2 separate regions of the Homo sapiens genome follow, and region 2 is linked to region 1. Evidence: read pairs that join two places in POLR2A ChIA-PET (ENCODE). Cell type or tissue: A673. All regions are shown on one strand. Each heading gives the region's core, and the rest is flanking DNA. Links, peaks and the distances in the headings are about the cores only. Region 1 overlaps CFAP99 (cilia and flagella associated protein 99). Region 2 overlaps ZFYVE28 (zinc finger FYVE-type containing 28).

The links. Peaks named below come from ENCODE experiments on the same cell type or tissue, not always from the same donor. Only the 100,000 strongest peaks of a DNase experiment are listed, where the experiment ranks them.
Region 2: POLR2A ChIA-PET joins it to region 1 with 11 read pairs; 2 of 35 experiments call an interaction of 5 or more read pairs at or near these places.

The regions. Positions count from the first base shown.
Region 1 is chr4:2,439,805-2,445,167 of GRCh38, reverse strand. CFAP99 (cilia and flagella associated protein 99) reads right to left here. Exons shown (of 16, transcript NM_001193282.4): 5 at 1,926-2,038; 6 at 1-37. Among named protein-coding and RNA genes, the nearest start is that of CFAP99, 24 kb to the right of the region's middle. In A673, for the core only: CTCF peaks have their summits at 3,100 and 3,312 (motif pointing right); a DNase peak (open chromatin) is centred at 3,337.
Region 2 is chr4:2,289,941-2,295,303 of GRCh38, reverse strand. All of the region lies in intron 8 of ZFYVE28 (zinc finger FYVE-type containing 28), which reads left to right. Among named protein-coding and RNA genes, the nearest start is that of MXD4, 31 kb to the right of the region's middle. RefSeq lists a silencer at 4,168-4,217. In A673, for the core only: no CTCF peak of the experiment used is centred there; a DNase peak (open chromatin) is centred at 2,253.

The sequences.
Region 1 (5,363 bases), core at 293-5,292:
CAGGTGGTTGATCAGCTCCTGGACCTCTGGCTGCCATCTTGAAGGCAAAAGTGGAAACACCTCTTATGGTCACTCCCTAAGCTGTTCAATAAGGCGATGGCCTTTAGGATCCAGAGGGCTCCCGCAGCGATTGGGTCCACCTTGGGGTGGAGGTGATAGTGGGATGGACGGCCTCACTTCACGAAGTGGCTTCTACTTGTAGGCATACACGCTGTCAACTAAACCCCTGAAACATATACAGACGCAGTCCCCTTGTACAGATACAGGAAATAGGCCCAGAGGCATTGGGCCATGCTGGTGAGTGGGGAGCTGGGAGGACAGGGACAGCCCTGCTGCAGGAATCCAGGGGCTCTGAGGACAAGCAGTAGCCAGGATGCAGGAAGCCAATCTGGGCTGGAGCAGATGGAAGCCAGCAGTGGAGAAAGGAGCTTTTTGGAAAGGAACATTCTGGAACTATACTGTTGGTGACTCCTGGAAATGGAGCTGTGGAGTCAGGTGGGGCAGGAGCCCAGTTGTCCTTGGTACAGCCTCTGGGTGGGGGTGCTGTCGAGCAGGGGTTTGGGAAGGGCCTTGCCAGGCCGCCCGAGTGTGGGGCTCCCCCTTCCATGTCCCACACCCAGCATGGGCACAGCCCACCATCATCAGCCTATCAAGTATCCTCTTGTGTGGGCTCCCAGGGGGCAGAGGGCATGGCTTCAAATAGCTCCTCCCTCACCTTAAGAGCCATGGTCCAGGGCCCATAGCAAGTGGAGTCTTGGGGTCTCGCCAGGGCCAGGCCCCAGTGCTCCCAACTTGAGGCAGGTTGGGGAGAGGGGCTGGTCCTAGAGTAGGCAGAGGAAGCCTGAATGGGGGTGGTGGCGCAGGAAGAGGGGCTCACGGGAACTGAGCTGAGTAGCTTCCCAGAGGCAACCCTGCAGGCCCAGGCCATGGGGGCCCCTGAGTGGGCAGTGAGTCTAGCCTGGGGCACAAGGTAGGGGCACCAGCAGGGCCACTCCTACTCCTTCCTTTGGAGGTTTATCTTGATTGCCAGGAGTGGACTGGGTGGGACTGGGGACTTCCCCTTGGTAAAGGAACATCTCCAGGGCCTCCTCTCCCCACAGGAACGGCTTCCATCTCCCCTGGGCCTCCAGGTCTTCTGCACACAGCTGGCACCTAAGTGGTCTGCTTGGGCCAAAACAGCCTGTCTGTCTGTCCTTAGGAAGAAAAAGTGGATCCCTTCAAGTCCTATCAGAAGGGAAAAAACTGGGGGGCCCCTCAGCTGCACTCAGGCCCCAGCAGGCCTCTCCATGGAGCACAAGGCAGGGCCCTAGCAACTGTGCTGACCCCTCTGCCTGGGGGTTCTGGCCTGCCCCGGAGTTTGCCCCAGGCCTGCTGGGGAGGCAGGAGAAGGCAGCAAGGGCAGCATGAGGGCAGCAGGCTTGGGGACCCCGAGAGATATCTAGACCCCAGAATCCACCAGGAACTGATCTGTGGCTTCCTCAGCTCCCTCCACCCTCACCCCTACTCCGCACTCTTGGGATCTGCAGAGAGGCCAAAGGCCCTGCAGAGTCCCCACAGGACTAGAACCACTGACGCAGCCCCAGCCAGCATGTAGGCTCCAGCACAGAAGGGCCGGCTCTGCCCCATTCACTCAGCCAGTCCTGAAATGGCCTTCAGCCACCCGCCACGTGTCAGCTGACTGGCATGGAGGGAGCCCAGGCTGGGGCTTGGGCAGTTGGACCACGTCTTTTCCTCCCCGCGAGGCTGTGGGGCCAGCCTGGGACTTGGGGCTTCTCCGAAGATCTCATCCGAACACGGAGTGATTACTGACACTCATAGAGCTTCTGGGAGCAGGAAGGGGAACGTGGAGCTCCCGTGCCCGTGGAGGCACCTGGAATGGGGTGCAGATGCCATTCAGGGCCCCCAGAGCCCCCCATCCAGCCTACCTCATCAGGGGGTCGATCCAGTTCTCCTTCACGTGGGCTGGCTCGTAGATGAGGCTCCACTCATCCTTGATCCATGAGCACAGGTGCAGGGGGTTGAAGAAGAACCTGAGGAACTGGGGTGGACGGGGGCTGTCAGGGGGCCGGAGCCCTGGGCCCAACCCCTCACCGGGCAAAGTCCCCAGCACCCCCAGTGAGCTCCCTGCCCCCAAGGCCCCCAGCACCCCCAGTGGCTCCCCCCAAGGCCCCCAGCACCCCAGTGAGCTCCCTGCCCCCAAGGCCCCCAGCACCCCCAGTGGCTCCCCCCAAGGCCCCCAGCACCCCAGTGAGCTCCCTGCCCCCAAGGCCCCCAGCACCCCCAGTGAGCTCCCTGCCCCCAAGGCCACCGCGCAGGGTGTGCTTCTGGGACTGTCACCACGGAACTCTGATGCTGGTGCTGGAGGCCTGGACCTTGGCTCCCCTTCCAGCTGGGAGGAGCAGCCCCCGGGGTCCCTGGGTGGGCTGCCGTGGGGAGGGGGTGCCTGAGAAGCTGGCGGCACATCCTCAGCTTGGAGGGCCTTGTCCAGTCAACTTCCCGAAAGCCAGTTGGATGGGGAGCCGAGGGTCCGGGGCTCCATGGTGACGGCCCCAGAAGCACATCCTGAATGGTGGTCTTGGGGGCAGGGAGTTGACTTGGGAGGTGGCCGAGGAGGCACGGGCTGAGCGGGGGTAATGGTGGGCAGGATGGCGGCTTCTGTGTGCCGGCCAGGCAGGGCCTGCAGTCACTGCTGTGCCTCCCCAGGGTGGCCACCCTCCCCAGCAGCCTCCCCTCGGGCCTCCACGCCCTTCTCTTCTCCATGCAGAGGAAACCAGGGATCCCTCTAGAGCCTTCCGCAGCTGCTTCCACCCCCTTTCCCACCCCTTCCCATTTCAGCTGCACGCTGTTACTGCTTCCTCCCTCAAGGGGGCCATTTTCCCTGCCCCGAGGCTGGGGTCTCTACTTACCTTCCTTCTGGCCACCCCCATTTGGGAGCAGACCTTTTGTGCTTTCCTGAGTCCCCTGGGACAGACTCAGCACTGGTCCCTGCCCCCACCCAATCCCTCCATCTCCAAACCCCATCCCCACACTCAGCGTCTCAGCTGGGGTGCTCCCACCAGGACACAGCCCTGTATTGAGGCCCCCATCCTCACTGGGGTGTGGTGGGACAGCCCTACCCGGAACCTGCTGGAGTTGGGGTGGGGCTTTGCGGTGGGTCTGACTCCCCCTCTGCCAGCGGGCAGATTCCCTGGAGCTGTGGGGCCATCAGCCCCCTACAGGTGTCTCAGGGCCACTCCCTGCAGAGTGAGGAGCGCCACCTCCTGGGAGCCACACCATGTCACCGCCCACCACTCCTGACCATGGTGGTACCAGCACCCAAGGTGTGGCCCAGGGGCTTCCCTGGAGAGGCCACAAGGTGGCGTCCCAGTAGCTTGCTCCCCTTCTTCAAGGCCCAGGCTGGCCTCTTCCTGGAGCCCCGAGGCAGGAAGAAGGACCCCAATGGGATAGGCATGGCCCAGCGGGGCATGGGGTGTGGGATGGAGGGAGGCAGTCTCCTGGGCAGTTCCCTTGGGGATTTACGTGGGCAATTCACATGGATCTGCCTCCAGAGGCTCTCTGAGTTGGTAAGTGTGCAGGCACCAGTGTTGGGGGCACCACCCTGTCCCCAACGGTGCTGTGTGGCCAGCGCCCCAAATTCCTAGGGAGTCCCTGCAGCAGCCCCTGAGCACTCTGTCCTGGGCTGGCGCTTTGGGGCTCTGCAGGCCGAGATTGATCCAGGGCCACCTCCACCACTGTGGGACCCAGGGCAAGACAAAACATGGATCTTTGTTCAACAATTTTTTTTTTTTTTTTTTTGAGATGGAGTCTCGCTCTGTCGCCCAGGCTGGAGTGCAATGGCGCCATCTCAGCTCACTGCAACCTCCGCCTCCCAGGTTCAAGTGATTCTCCTGCCTCAGCCTCCTGAGTAGCTGGGATTATAGGCGCGTGCCACCATGACCGGCTAATTTTTTTCTATTTTTAATAGAGACGGGGTTTCACCGTGTTGGTCAGGCTGGTCTCAAACTCCTGACCTCAAGGGATACACCCACTTCGGCCTCCCAAACTGCTGGATTATTGTGCCCGGCCTCAACAATTATTATTATTATTATATTATTATTATTATTATCATTTAGGAAGGGGTCTTGCTCTGTCACCCAGGCTGGAGTGCAGTGGCACAATCATGGCTCACTGCAGCCTCAAACTCCTGGGCTCAAGTGATCCTCCTGCTTCAACTTCGTGAGTGGCTGGAATTACAGGTAAGCACCACCATGCCAGGCTAATTTAAAAAAAATTTTGGCCGGGCGCGGTGGCTGACGCCTGTAATCCCAGCACTTTGGGAGTCTGAGACGGGTGGATCACAAGGTCAGGAGATCGAGACCATCCTGGCTAACATGGTGAAACCCTGTCTCTACTAAAAATACAAAAAAAATTAGCCAGGTGTGGTGGCGGGCGCCTGTAGTCCCAGCTACTCGGGAGGCTGAGGCAGGAGAATGGCATGAACCTGGGAGGCAGAGCTTGCAGTGAGCGGAGATCACGCCACTGCACTCCAGCCTGGGGGACAGAGTGAGACTCCACCTCAAAAGAAAAAAAATATTTTTTTGTAGAGATGGGGTTTTGCTCTGTCGCCCAGGCTGGTCTTGATCTCCTGGGCTCAAGCAAACTTCCAGCTTTGGCCTCCCAAAGTTTTGGGATTACAGGCGTGAGGCACCATGCCCCGCCTGTTCAGCAATTATTAAGAATGTCGGCCGGGCGCGGTGGCTCACGCCTGTAATCCCAGCACTTTGGGAGGCCGAGGCGGGCGGATCACGAGGTCAGGAGATCGAGACCATCCCGGCTAAAACGGTGAAACCCCGTCTCTACTAAAAATACAAAAAATTAGCCGGGCGTAGTGGCGGGCGCCTGTAGTCCCAGCTACTTGGGAGGCTGAGGCAGGAGAATGGCGTGAACCCGGGAGGCGGAGCTTGCAGTGAGCCGAGATCCTGCCACTGCACTCCAGCCTGGGCGACAGAGCGAGACTCCGTCTCAAAAAAAAAAAAAAAGAATGTCAAGCTGGGCGCAGTGGCTCACGCCTGTAATCCCAACACTTTGGGAGGCCGAGGCAGGCGGATCACCTGAGGTCAGGAGTTCGAGACCAGCCTGGCCAACATGGTGAAACCCTGTCTCTACTAAAATACAAAAATTAGCCAGGCGTGATGGCACATGCCGTAATCCCAGCTACTTGGGAGGCTGAGGCAGGAGAATCACTTGAACCCAGGAGGCAGAGGTTGCAGTGAGCCGAGATTGCACCACTGCACTCCAGCCTGGGCGACAGAGCGAGACCCCGTCTTAAAAAAAAAAAAAATGTCAAGATAGTAATAGAAGAGCAGACACCAGTGACTTCTTGT
Region 2 (5,363 bases), core at 289-5,288, 150 kb after region 1:
TGCAATCCCAGCTACTTGGGAGGCTGAGGCAGGAGAATCACTTGAACCTGGGAGACAGAGGTTGCCATGAGCCAAGATTGCGTCACTGCACTCCAGCCTGGGCAACAGAGTGACACTCCATCTCAAAAAACGAAAACAAAAAAATGTTGTAAATGGCTTTATTGAAATATGATTGGCATATGATAAACAACAGCATATGAGAGTTCAGTTCCTCTGTGTCCTTGTCAACACTTGGTATGGTGGGCTTTTTAGCCATTCTGATAGGTGTGAAGTGGTACCTCGTTGTAGTTTTAATTTGCATTTCTCTGAGGAATAATAATGTTGAAAATCTTTTTTTTTTTAAGTAATTTTTTAGAGACAGGGTCTCGCTATGTTGCCCAGGCTGGCCTTGAACTCCTGGGCTCAAGCAATCCTCCTACTTCACTTCAGCCTCCCAATTAGCTGGAACTACAGGCACACCACCTCATCGACTCAAGCGTCGCTTCATGTGCTATTTGTCATTGGTTGTTTGGTGAAGCGTCTGTTGACATCTTTTGCTGTTTCTTTCACTTGGGTTGTTTATCCATATTGAGTACTGATAGTTCTTTATATATTCTGGATATAATTCTGTTATGTGATTTTCAAATATTTTCTCCCAATCTTGTCTTGTCTTTTCATTCTAACAGTATCTTTTGAAGAGCAAAACTTTTTAATTTTGATGAAGTACAATTTATCAATTTTTTATTTTATGAATTGTGATTTTGGTGCCATATCTAAGAATTATTTTCATAGCCCACAGTCACAAAAATTTTTTTCTATGTTTTCTTCTGGAAGTCTTATGCTTTTAGGTTTTACATTTAGATCTATACAGTATTCCATTTGAAGTAACTCATGTATATGGTGTGAGGCATGGATCAATTTTTGTTTTGCATAAGGAAAGTCAATTATTCCAGAATTATTTGTTGGGAAAGACTATTCCTTCTCCACTGAATTGCCTTTGCATTTTTATCTTCAGCTGACCACATGGGGTGGGTTTACATCTGAACTCTCCAGTCTGTTCTATTAATCTATTTGCCTGTATTGACACCAATGCCACACTGTCCTAAATATGGTAGCTTTATAATAAGCCTTAGTTGGAAGTGCAAGTGCCCAGCTTTATCTTCTTTTGAAGGTTGTTTTGGCTATTCTGTCTCCTTTCTGTTTCCATGTGAATTTTAGGGTTGTCAACTTTTACCAAAAAAAAAAAAAAAGCCTGCTGGGATTTTGATTGGGATTATGTAGAATCTATGTAGTAATTTGGAAAGAATTAGCATCTTAATAATAGTTCTGGTTCATAAACATAGTATATCTCTTTATTTATTTAGGCCTTTAATTTATCTCAGCAAAGTTTTATGGTTTTTAACTGTACAGGTCTTGCACATCTTTTGTCAGATGAATCCTCAAGTATTCTATATTTTGTGATGCCATTGTCAATTGGTTTGTTTTATAATTTTAATTTGTAATTGTTCATTGGTAATATAGCTATAACTGATTTTTGTAGATCTTCTAGAAGATTTTTTTTTTTTTTTTTTTGAGATGGAGTCTTGCTCTGTCACCCAGGCTGGAGTGCAGTGGTGTGATCTCGGCTCACTGCAAGCTCTGCCTCCTGGGTTCACGCCATTCTCCTGCCTCAGCCTCCCGAGTAGCTGGGACTACAGGTGCCTGCCACTACGCCCAGCTAATTTTTTGTATTTTTAGTAGAGACGGGGTTTCACCGTGTTAGCCAGGATGGTCTCGATCTCCTGACCTCGTGATCCACCTGCCTCGGCCTCCCAAAGTGCTGGGATTACAGGCTTGAGCCACCATACCCGGCTGATCTTCTAGAAGATTAATCTTCCAGATTGATCTTGCTAAACTCACTTTATTAGTTATGGTTTTTTCAAAGATTTCATCAGTTTTCCTACATAGATGATCTTGTCATCTGAGAAGAAAAGCAGTTTTGCTTGTTTTCAATTGTACGTCCTATATGTATTCCTTTTTCTTGTGTTTTTTAACCAGCCAGAACCTCCAGTATAACGTCGAATGAAAACAATGAAACAGGATGATTCTGCCTTATTCCCAAGCATTCAGTATCTACTGTTAAGTGTGATTTGAGCTGTAGGATTTTCACAGATGACCTTCATCTTCTCAAATAAAAAAGGAGTTCTCTCCTATTCCTAATTTGCTAAGAGGTTTTTTTTTTTTTTAATCAAGAACAGATGTTGGATTTTCTCAAATGCTTTTTCTGCATTCTTTGACGTAATCACATGGTTCTCCTGTTTAGCCTATTAATGTAATAAGTCACAATGATTGATGTTCAGATGTTCGGCCAGCCTTGCAGTCCTGGGGCAAACTGTACATGGTCATGAGGTATTAGCCTTTGAATTTACTGTTGGCTTTGATTTGCTGAACTTCAGTAGGATTTTGCATCTGTCTGAGAGGACTGTCAGGCAGCCGTCTTCTTGTCATGCCTTTTTCTGGTGCAGGAGCATGGCTGTCCAGGAGGAGCTGGGGAGTGCTCCACCTCTTCGGGTTTCTGGAAGAGCTTGTGTAGAACGGGCATTATTTCTGCTTGAAATGTGAGACAGACTTCACCAGGGAAGCCATCTGGGCCTGGAGTTTTCTTTGTGCGAAGATTTTTGACTACAAAATCAATGTCTTTCTAGCAGACTGTCTGTTGAATTATCATCTTATTCCGTGAATGGAGTTTCTTTGCTGCAGTGTTGAGTAATCCGTTGACCCTGCTCCATCCTCCTGACGTCCCCTCAGAGGCACTGACTTGTTATCAGGCACTCGATGACCTGATCTGGCCCTCGCCACAGCCCTGCCCCTGCAATCGGCTTCCCTTGTCCATGCCAAACCAGGGGACCTGCTTGTAGACCCCTTGTGCCCTCCTATTCCTGTCCCTGTCTGCCCCTCGACCTAGCGTTGCCCTATGCTGTGGCCTCCCTCCCTGTCCCTTTGGCATGGAGCCACCATCGTTCAGCCCATGGCTGCCTGGACGAAGATGTAGGGAGCTTTGCCAGCTGGGTCTCACTGAGTCCCACAGCTGCCTTCAAGGTGGGCATCTCCATGTCTGTGGCATTCCTGTTCGCTTCATGGCTGGGCCATCCCTTCCAACCCAGCTCTCCGGCCGCCTGCAGGACCCATCCCAGGGTTCAGCCTGTGCCTCTCAGGCTCTGCAGCATGGTGTCCTCCCAGCCCCCCATGCTGTGTCCCAGAGCACCTGGATGTGACTGAGGAGCCTGGTTGGGGGACGTGCTGGCTCTAGGCTAAGTGGAAAGGAGGTGGCACTGAGGGCTGGAAGGCAGCAAGGCCTGGGAGGACGTGCTGGAGCCTGGCCCATTGAGACACTCACATCCCTGACTCTCCCTGCAACTCCTGCCCTGCAGCCCGGCCCCCTCTGCTCCCCACCCTAGCTCCTTGGCCCAGTGCAGCACCATGGACTGGCTGGTGGCTGTCCAGCCTCAGCCTCCCAGGGCACAGACGCTGGGGCCCACCCAGGCAGGGTTCATGTCCTCCACCAGCCAGGCGTGTGGGGAGTGGGATGGGCATCGGCAAGTGTGGCAGGCTGCCATTCCGAGGGGGGCTCCAGGAGAAGGAGCTGGGCAGAGTCCAGGCCTGTAGTGCTGCCCCTTGAGGTGCAGCTCTCAGTTCCCGCTCTCCTGACCCCAGGACCCCCAGCCCTGTCCCTCAGGACAGGTCTCAGTGAGGCACACAGCAGTGTCTGAGGTGGAGAGAGAGGGGACTCAGGGCCACTTCCGGCCCTACTCCCTGCTCCTGGCAGCATCAGGGAGCCCGTCAAGGGGTGGAAGCGGGGGCTTTGGCTGCAGTGGAGCCTGCTTGGTAAGCATTGGCCCCTCCTCGGGGAGCCTAGAAGGGGATGGGGCCTCCCCGTGAGCCCAAGAAGGTGAGAAGGTGCCAGCCACTTGCTCCCCAGTGGCTCCAGGAAGCATTCTCAAGGGGTCGTTTTCCTCCACCCCATGGGACCAGGAAAATTCCAGGGGGAACAGCCCCTTCTCGAAAGCCAAGCATCTCCTCCCACCTTCACTGAGCCGAAAGCAAGAGGAAGCGGGTTTCAACCGCGGTGATGCTGCAGCCGGAGACCAGGATGCCGTCCTCAGCTGACTTCACCCACCTCTCTGAGACTCGCCAGTTGTGGTGGCTTCTGTTCAGAGAGCTTTTTAAAGCAGCAAAAGCGCCTGCAAGGTGCGAGACGAGAAGGGCGACAGGAGCTCCTCCCGCTCGTGTGCCGGGGGCAGGAGCACACGTGCAGGCACTCTTCGCTAATCTGCATTTCCTCATTTTTTTAGGGTGCACATGTATTGCTTATGTAATTACGAAGAAAAACATAAAGGGATAGTTTCCCAGACCATAATAATAGTGGGATCTTTTCAAGAGCTGGGCTGTGTCTAGGCCTGGGCTTCACTGTGTCCCCAGAGTCCAGATCTTGGCCAGGCAGGGCTGGGCCAGGAGGGACCAGATTATGGCCCCCACCCCTCCCCACCACTGCTCGGCTTGTGCTTGGACTTAATAGGGGAAGCAAGGAGCCAGGTGAGCACCCCAAGGCGATGCCTGGCCCCTGGCCCAGCCCTGGCCTGGCCCCTGCCCCACAGCAGGAGAGGGGTGAGGCCGTCCCAGAGGAGCTGACTTCTTGAAGGACCTGGTGAGCCGTGGACGTCAGCAGCTGCTCTGGGGCCAGGGGGCAGGTGTGGTCGTGTCCTGCTCTGCTGCACCTGCCCCCATGGCCCCCGGCTTTTGGAGACATCTCCTGGGGGCCATCAGTGAGCAGCGTTGCATCCTCACGAGAGGACAAAGCTGGAGAGGGCCAACAGACAGGAGTGTCAGGGTAGCTACGGGATCATGGAGGGGTCACCATGACGACTGGCAAAGTGGCCCTTGGGGCCTGCAACCTGCCTGTCTCACCAGGCACATTGTGATCCTCTGAAGGATCACACTTTGGGAGGCCAAGAGTTCGAGACCCTGTTCTGTAGCTGAGGAGACCCCAGCTCCTCGGAGAAGGCAGGCAGGCTTGTGGTCACACACCTTCCAGGTGGCATGGTCCTGGGGACTGCCGGGCCATCCCCATATGGGCTGCTCTCTCTGGGCTCCGGGTTGCCAGCATGGGCGGCCTTGTCCCCTGAGGAGATCTTGCACGTGAGTCCCCTGGGGCACAGGCTGGGGGCCTGGTGACCGGGGGGTGGCTCTGACGGGGCCTGCCATCACGCTGCTGGCTGAGGCCTGGCTGTCTGTCAGTTGTTGAGCTGGGCTGGCCTCCGCAAGGACAGCGGCTCCCTGGGCCTGTCCACTGTCTGTCTGTGTCTGTCCTCCCCCTGAGCTTCTGCAGAGCATCCCTGGGGTGAGGA